Regions from separate parts of the Homo sapiens genome. Here region 1 is linked to region 2. A link is a contact called in ENCODE Hi-C data. All regions are on one chromosome and are shown on one strand. The core of a region is the stretch at or near the end of the contact, and the rest is flanking DNA. Distances in the headings are between cores, read along the strand shown.

What was found. A loop is a pair of places that touch in the nucleus more often than their neighbours do. Pooled maps may share reads with other maps.
Region 1: a loop to region 2 is called in a pooled map, with 7 times the contacts of the local background. The contact joins the promoter of TMEM141 here to the promoter of ARRDC1-AS1 in region 2. A Hi-C loop is called at or near these places in 4 of 168 maps with a recorded cell type or tissue (B cell, CD8-positive, alpha-beta T cell and naive thymus-derived CD4-positive, alpha-beta T cell), 5 of 37 single-sample maps with no recorded cell type and 14 of 50 pooled maps.

The regions. Positions count from the first base shown.
Region 1 is chr9:136,789,278-136,793,486 of GRCh38, forward strand. It overlaps TMEM141 (transmembrane protein 141), which reads left to right and starts at 2,067. Exons shown (of 5, transcript NM_032928.4): 1 at 2,067-2,147; 2 at 2,434-2,500; 3 at 2,670-2,753; 4 at 2,974-3,081; 5 at 3,542-4,040. The coding sequence starts at 2,094. The coding sequence ends at 3,555. RefSeq lists a silencer at 1,454-2,493.
Region 2 is chr9:137,617,225-137,621,836 of GRCh38, forward strand. ARRDC1-AS1 (ARRDC1 antisense RNA 1) reads right to left here and starts at 1,671. Exons shown (of 3, transcript NR_122035.1): 1 at 1,307-1,671; 2 at 710-967. EHMT1 (euchromatic histone lysine methyltransferase 1) reads left to right here and starts at 1,781. Exons shown (of 27, transcript NM_024757.5): 1 at 1,781-1,825. The coding sequence starts at 1,805. RefSeq lists enhancers at 1,474-1,523, 2,189-2,907 and a silencer at 1,564-1,863.

The sequences.
Region 1 (4,209 bases), core at 817-3,316, 830 kb before region 2:
AGCAGGAGACAGATGCCTTCCTCTTATCTCAACTGCAAAGAGGCCTCCCTCTTTCACTAATCCTCCTCAGCACAGACCCTTTATGGTTGTCAGCCTGGGGGACGGTAAGGCCTTTCCCTTCCCACGAGGCCATATCTCAGGCTGTCTCAGTGGGGGGAAACCTGGACAATACGCAGGCTTTCTTGGGCAGAGGTCCCTGCGGCTTTCCGCAGTGCACTGTGTCCCTGGTTAATGGAGAATGGAGAATGGTGATGACTTTTACCAAGCGTACTGCCTGCAAACACATTGTTAACAAGGCACATCCTGCACGGCCCTAAATCCCCTAAACCTTGAGTCAATACAGCACATGTTCCTGTGAGCACAGGGTTGGGGCTAAGGTTACAGATTAACAGCATTTCAAAGCAGAATAATTTTTCTTAGTACAGATCAAAATGGAGTTTCTTATGTCTTCCTTTTTCTACACAGACACAGTAACAGTCTGATCTCTCTTTTCCCCACAAATGGCATTAAATTATTTCCATATATTATAGAGTAGGTCCTTCCACATTTTGAAGAGTAGCAAATCTAGCTTTTTTGTACAGACTTATAAATTATCTAAAGACTTCAGCCTTTTTTTTTTTTTTGAAACAGAGTCTCACTCTGTCGCCCAGGCTGGAGTGCAGTGGCACGATCTTGGCTCCCTGCAACCTCCACCTCCCAGGTTCAAGTGATTCTCCTGCCTCAGCCTCCCCAGTACCTGGGATTATAGGCACCTGCCACCACGCCCGGCTAATTTTTGTATTTTTAGTAGAGACGGGGTTTCACCATCTTGGCCAGGCTAGTATTTAACTCCTGACCTTGTGATCCACCTGCCTCGGCCTCCCAAGGTGCTGGGATTACAGGCGTAAGCCACCGCACCTGGCCAAGATTTCATCTTTTTACCTCATATTTCTTAGGAATTTAATGGTTATATGTTGTCTTTTTTCCCATGCCTTTTGGCTCAAGCAACACGTATATCAGTGTTGACTTTTTCTTTCTTTGATCTAGTTTAAAAAAAAAAACCACATAATAATTCTTTGAAGAAAGGAAGGGGTTAATTTTTTTCCCTAGCACTTTCTTGAAGATCAGGGACTTTATCGATGAAAAAGTAGTAAATAGTTATTTGTAACCTGTGTGAAGCAGCAGCCTGACTTGAAGTCCTCCGTTCTTGCTAATGGTTACACCAGTGAATACTAGTGGAATTGTTTGGGCTGATTTTAGTTTCTCTTAATCAAAATTACTAGATGATAGAATTCAAGAACTTGTACATGTTATTACTTGGTGTATCGATAATTATTTGAAAGTAAAGACTCTTTGTCATGCAAAACAAAAGGAGTTTGAGGCTCAGCTACTAAGCTGCTGGTTACAGAACCACTTTGCTAAACAGTGATTTTATACATCCCCACTCCGTGGTGGCTTATGAGAAATTCAATCCCTGATTGTAGTCCTCAAGCAAAATAACACTGACAATCATCAGGCCTCTGCAAGTGTGGGAATGAGGCCCGGCCGGGGGGAGGAGCGCACGCTCTCAGCCACGCCCCGCCCGGTGCCCGCCTTCGCCCCGCCCAGTCGTCGCCGGAGGTCACAGGGCCCAAGCTCCTAGAGGCGTGGCCAGGCCCCAGGCCCCACCCCTCTCCCCTGCGCTCTAGCAGGCTCGATCCATGCTCCGCCCCCAATCCAAGGCCCTGGCCCCTCCGCCTGCACCCGGCAGGACCCGCCTCTTAGAACCCGACACCTCCGCCTGCGCAGGCCCGCTCCCCGGTCCTGTCTCTCAGGCCCCGCCCCCAGGTCGCGTCTCCAAAGTCCCGTCTCTCAGGCCCCGCCCCCAGATCACGTCTCCCAGGTCCCGCCCCCTCCGCCTGCTGCCGCGCGGACCCGCCCTCAGGCGCCGTCTCCTAGGCCCCGCCCCCTCCGCCTGTTCCAGCGCGGGCCGGTCCCTAGGCCTCGCCCCCAGATCCGGGCCCTGCCCCTCCGTCCGTAACTGCGCAGGCCTGTCCTCTGGGCCACACCCCCAGGTTCCCGTCCCGCCCTTCCGCCTGCGCCTGCGCAGGCCCGCTCCCCGAGCCCTGCCAACCATGGTGAACTTGGGTCTGTCCCGGGTGGACGACGCCGTGGCTGCCAAGCACCCGGTGAGAAGGCCGGTCTGGGACGCGGGCCTCAAACCCCAGAAGCTGACCTGAGCGAGGCGGGGGGCCGGGGCGTGGGGGTGCCCTCGTCAGGGAAGAGTGGCGGAGGCTGGGGGCACTCTCTTGCTAAGGGGCTCAGGGCGTCCGGGTGGGCATAGGGGAGGTGGGACGTGTCCAAGCGCCCAGGGTCTCACTCCTCCACAGCCAGGGTGTGCCCAGAGGAGGGACAGGAGAGGCGGTGAAGGAAGAGGGCAGGGGATCGAGCCTTCACCCGCCTCTGCCACCCCAGGGACTCGGGGAGTATGCCGCATGCCAGTCACACGCCTTCATGAAGGGCGTTTTCACCTTCGTCACAGGTAGGCTGCGTCCAGGTGTCCTGCGGCTGGGAGAGAACGCACCCTCCCGCCCTGCCCTGACTCCCCAGCAGGGGGCGCCAAGTCACCTGCCCGCAGGTGCTGGGGGCCTGGCAAGGTGGGCCCTGGCTATCCCCGGGTACAGGTTGATGGGGACCTCGGCTCTTTGCAGGCACCGGCATGGCCTTTGGCTTGCAGATGTTCATTCAGAGGAAGTTTCCATACCCTTTGCAGTGGAGCCTCCTAGTGGCCGTGGGTGGGTACTCCAGGGCCCCTGCCTGGGCTCTTTGAGGGGTGGGTTTCTGCTAGGGTTGGGGCTGTGGTTCTGCGTCCCTGACTCTGACATGGAGCCCCAGGTCTCGGCGGGAGCCCCACCTGAGCCCACCCACCACGTCTGTCAGGAAGTAGCCTGTGCCCGGTTCTCTTAGCCTGGGAAGCACAGAGGCCCCAGCCCTCTTCCATTTCCTGCTCCACAGTTGCAGGCTCTGTGGTCAGCTACGGGGTGACGAGAGTGGAGTCGGAGAAATGCAACAACCTCTGGCTCTTCCTGGAGACCGGGCAGCTCCCCAAAGACAGGAGCACAGGTGAGAGAGCCTGGGGGTTAGCGAGAAGTGAATGCCACCTCTCCAGCACCCAGAGTTTTGGGCAGCCAAGCCTGGGTGCACCATGCGATAGGCTAGACAAGGTCCCTCCCTCTGGCCCGGCCTCCTCAGCATGTGACTGCCAGATGGGTTGGAGCTGGGGGTGGGCGCAGTAGACAGATCTTGGAGAGCTCCCTTTGAGGAGAAAGAACCAAGAGGGGCTGGGGTGCCCCTGAGATTGAGAGGAAGGGTGCAGAGTGAAGGGTGTGGCAAGGCCACAGCAGCCACGTGGGCACCCGAGAGGAGTGAGGCTGGACTGAGAAGCCCCGCATTGGACCCAGGCCTGGCCTCCACTGCCCGTTGTCCTTGTTACGGAACCCAGTTTCTGCCATGATAAAATGGGCACAGGGATGCCCAGCCACGATGGATGTGGTTCGAGCTTGTCTCTCTTTGCCTTTTACAGATCAGAGAAGCTAGGAGAGCTCCAGCAGGGGCACAGAGGATTGGGGGCAGGAGGAGTCTGGAACACAGCCTTCATGCCCCCTGACCCCAGGCCGACCCTCCCCACACCCTAGGGTACCCCAGTCGTATCCTCTGTCCGCATGTGTGGCCAGGCCTGACAAACACCTGCAGATGGCTGCTGCCCCAACCTGGGACCTGCCCAGGAGGTTGGAGCAGAAAGGGCTCTCCCTGGGGTGGTGTTTCTCCTCTAGGGTATTGGGATGCATGTTCTGCACTGCCAGCAGAGAGGGTGTGTCTGGGGGCCACCACCTATGGGACACGGGGTCGAAGGGGCCTGTACACTCTGTCATTTCCTTTCTAGCCCCTGCATCTCCAACAAGTCCAAGGTGACAGCTGGTGCTAGGGGCGTGGGGTTAATAAATGGCTTATCCTTCTCTCCACCCAAGTTTCCACCTGACCAGGTGAAAAACAAATCAGAAGGGTAAGATGATGACAGGTCACATGAAACCTTTATTACCCTACAGTTGATATATGAGGATCACATGCAAGTTACATACTGAGGATGTACAGGGAAGTTCCCAGCGCTGAACCCCAGAATTAGACGTTCGCATCAGCCCCGTAGGCCACGTGACACCACCACAGCCTCTCTGTATGGGGGTCTGCCTCTGT
Region 2 (4,612 bases), core at 421-2,920:
TGCCTCAGCCTCCCGAGTAGCTGGGACTACAGGCGCCCAGCACCACTCCCGGCTATTTTTTGTATTTTTAGTAGAGATGGGGTTTCACCATGTTAGCCAGGCTGGTCTCCATCTCCTGACCTCATGATCTGCCCACCTCGGCCTCCCAAAGTGCTGGGATTACAGGCGTGAGCCACCGCACCCGGCCCAGTCAACAAATATTTTGTCTCCTGTACACCAGGTATTGTTCTAGGCACCATGGACTTACATTCTAGTAGGGAGACAATATTCCAAATCAGGATGTGGGAGAGTCACATGACACACACTGTGATGGAGCCAAGTAAGTCAACGAAGACAGGTATGGGGGGGCAGTATCATTTTAACTAGGGAGGAGAGGGAAGGCTTCCCTTAAGAGGTGATATTTCAACTCAAGGATGGTAAAGAGGGAAGCCACAAAGACACTCGAAATAAAGGTTTCAGGGAAGGGACAGACAGCAGGGGTGGCGGAGAGGTGGGTGCGGGGCAGGAGGGCCATGAAGGCGCTCGTGTCTCCTGCGAGGGCTCAGGGTGCTCGGCCTGTCATAAATGGACTTAGGCTTTGACAGAGCAGTTTAGCTGCCCTAAAGAAACCTGGGAAGGTTCCCTTGGCACTTGGGATTGTCCGTTTCCTTTTCTGTCTATGTGCGCTGTCTATGCTGGACTTGAGATAATTCTCCGGAGTCCGACTCACCAGGAGACTCGGGTGTCACCCAGATTGACCTTCAAGGCTCATTTCTTGTCAGTCCAGTACCCGTCCCCTCGGTTCACACGACCATCCAGAAACCTCAAATTCAGTCCATGCTTCTTGTTTTGGGTCTCGGGGCTGGGATAAGGCGGGCTGACCACCGCGGGGCATGTAGGTAGTTTCCGTGGTGCTGGGGGCGCTCTCCAGGGAAGGCTACTTGGTCTGCAGAAAAGGCCTTGACTTGTGCATACCTGGGCAGCGGGCCTATGAGTGGCAGCGAGAGCGGGGTAACCAGAGAGGGCACACCCCCCAACCGGAGCGCCCCCCAGGTTGGCATCTCCACAACTGTAGAACCTCCCCCATCAGGGCAACCCTCCCGATTGGGACACCGCCCCCAGCCAGACACATCCTCCTAGCAGAACACCCATGCTTAGCCGGAGCCGCTCCCCCGCCAGACACCTCCCCACCGGGAAACCCTCCCCAGTGGGACACCCCAGCCAGTCCAGGTATTCCCGCCGTTAGGGACACCCCCTCCAGCCGGAGCATACCCTCGGCAGGGGCATTCCTCCCAACCGAGGGAACCCCGCCGCAACGGGAACCTGCCTGAACCAGAGCACCCTCCCGCGCCGGGGACACCCCACAGGCGGCTCCCGCGCCAGGCCGCGGCCCAGGGAGTCAGCCTTCCGCGCAAGCCGGCGAAATCAAAGTGCGTCCGGGGTTAGAGGTCAGAGGTCGGAGCCGCGGGTCTTTCTCCTTCTTCGGCCAGCCCACCAAAACGTCAATTTAGAATGAGACATGTGTTGAAAATGGGACGGCTACTCCCCATCCACTACTACGACTCTGGCGGGCGGGTTCTCCAGCTCCAGGTCTCCTACCCCGCGGGCGCGCGTTCCGGTTCCGGCCGCCGCAGGCCCGGCGCCTGGGGCGCCGCACGCCTGGTTCCAGTGCGCAGGCGCCGCACCGGTCGAGCTCCAACGCGCAGGCGCGGGCGCAGGCGCAGGCGCAGACGTAGGCGATCGGCCCCGCCCCGACTCTGGGCCGCGAGGCGCGGGCGGGGCGATGGCGCGCGGGAGGGGCGGGGCCACGCTGCGGGCCCGGGCCATGGCCGCCGCCGATGCCGAGGTGAGCAGCGGGGCCGGCGGGGGGCGGCGCGGGGGCGGCGGGCAGCGGCGGAGGCGGCGCGGGGGCGAAGAACCGGGCGGGGCGGCGGCAGGCGGCCGGCGGGCGGGCGGGGCCCCGGGTCCCCCCGCCGCCGCCGCCGCCGCTGCCGCCGCCTCAGGCCGAGGCCGGGCCGAGGCCGCCGGGCGTCCGGCCCGCGCTCCCGCCGGGCGCGCTTTGTGCGCGGCGCGGGCCGGGCGGCGGCTGGGGGAGCGGGCGGGGGCGCAGGTGAGGGAGGCGACCGCGTACCTGTGCCCGCGCCCCCCACGGACCCCGTGCCGCCGCCGCCGCCCGCAAGCCGGATCTGCGGGGAGGGCCTCGGCCAGGGTGCCGGGGAGGTGCGGAGGACAAAAGGAAAAGTAGCGGGGCCGGCCAACTTTGGAGCGCCGGCCGAGGCGAGGCTGTCCCTCCTCTCGGAGCTCTTCCTTCGCTTCGTTGACCTTTCACTTTGTTCTGAGTAGGATGGCACCATCTTTAACGAAAAGTTGGCCAGTCCCGGCGTGTTTCTCCCCAGACAATGCTGCTCCAGCCCTGCTGGCTGTCAGAAGCAGGAAAGCACGCTCGGTGGGAAGCTTGCGGACTCAAGTTTATTTCCAAACCAGCAGCTTTAAAGGGCTCTCGATGTAAAAAGTTCACATTCTTTTGTTAATGGTCTCGGCCTTCCCCGTGCTCATTCTCAAGGATAGTTTGTTTCCTTGCTTAGGAAAGGAAGCAGCGTAGAGATTAAAGTCTTGCGAGTGGACCACTGGCGTCCCTCTGAAGGAAAAGCAAGCAGGAGGTGGTGTGTCCGTGGAGATGCAGAAATAGTGTGGTCCTAGGGCTGAGATAAGGGACCGGTTTGGAGAAAACTGTCAGCGTAGAAGTATTTCTTTGAAATTAACTGTCTAGTAACAGTTGAGACTTCTAAAGCTTAGAAAGTTAAGGTGTAGTAAGAAGCCGTACAGTATCCTGGTGCATAGACTTAACACTGTATTTTAACTCAGGTAATGTATGGCCTTTTTGTTTATTTTTTTCCTGCATTTTTGGGGGGTGTTGAAATAAGTAAACTGGGAAGGTGCAGGGGAATTCTTAAATTCAATGCAAGGAGTTTTTGCTGAGTATCTGCAGCATTCAAGGAATTAATATTAGTCACTGAGAACAAAAAGCGAAATTAGAAAATTTCAAGTCACTTCTAGGCTTGTAGGGGAGAAGACGTGTAGTGATGAATTCTATCATTTATGAAGTACCCACTGGATCCCACACACTGTGCAAGACCTTTAGATCAGGCGCCTCCCTCGGTTTTCTTCACCCTGTGCAGCAGGTGCTGTTATTTCCTTTTTTAAATTATTATTTATTATTATTATTTTTTGAGACAGGATCTCCCTTTGTCACTCAGGCTGGAATGCAGAGGCATGATCACTGCTCACTGCAGCTTCGACCACCCAGGCTCAAAGGAGTCTCCCACCTCGGGTGCTGCCACACCTGGCCAATTTTTTTGTATTTTTTTGGTAGAGACCGGGGTTTCACCATGTTGCCCAGGCTGGTCTTGAACTTTTGGACTCCAGCGATCTGCCTGCCTCCGCCTCCCTAAGTGCTAGGATTACAGACATGAGCCATTGTGCCCGTCCTGTTGTTTCCTGTTTAGCTGAGGAGGAAGGGTTAGATAACTTGGCCAGTCGGTTGTAGGACCAGCACTAGTACAGTGTTGGGCACGTAGTAGGTGTTTAATACATGACCGATGAGCAAATGGCTCCAGATGTCTCTGGTTCCATAGGCAGCCTTGAATAGGGCTTTACACACCTGATGAGAATGACAGCCTGTGTTGACTGAGCCCTGACTTGTGTCCAACCCTGCCATAGTGCCAGTGCCTTGCATGAATTCAATAATTTGAGCCTAGCAGCAACCTTAAGAGGTAGGTACTGTTACCTCCCCGTTTATAAATGAGAAGACAGGCGCAGTGAGGCCCAAGATTGAAGAGCTTGTGGCCAAGAAGATGGAGTTGCAGGTGGTTTGGCCATAGAGCTGATGCTTGCTAAATGTGTTATATCTGTGATGGTCATTTTAGGTTAATAAAAGCTCTGTTTTTAGATTGATAATTCTAAGGGTTTATCATCAAGGTGTATGAGAAGGTGAGGGAGCCCCTGTGTGTAGCGCAGCAACTCTGGCCTTCTGGACAGTAGGTAGGCATGTGATCACTGTTGTCACTAAACCTGGGAAATGATTCCTGGGTCAGGGTTCATTAATTGCCAAATGATTAAAGTAATAAAGCTGACACTGGAAACTTATCTAACTTCATTTCTTTTCCTTGATTTACAAAGATAGTCAATACATTTTCCTACCAAAAAGAACTGGCCAGCCGTGGTGGCTCATGCCTGTAATCCTAGCAGTTTAGGAAGCCGAGGTGGGCGGATCACTTGAGGTCAGGAGTTCGAGACCAGTCTGGCCAACATGGTTGAAACCCTGTCTCTACTGAAAATACAAAAATTATCTGGGCATAGTGGTGTGTGCCTGTAATTGCAGCCTGGGCAACGGAGTGAGAGACTGTCTCAGGAAAAAAAAAAGAAAAAAAACTACTGAGGTAGTTGAATATATCCTCCATTCCCCATTTGTGGATTAGTTAGTAAATGGGGCATCTTAGGGTTTAAATATGTCCAGGGTCACTGAGGATCAGATCCTAGGGTTCCTTTGACTCAAGGCTTTTGTCTCAGCAAAACGTCACCTTCCAGCAGGAAGGCTTTCTCAGGCAAGTAGCAGGGTGGCTACTATGTATCG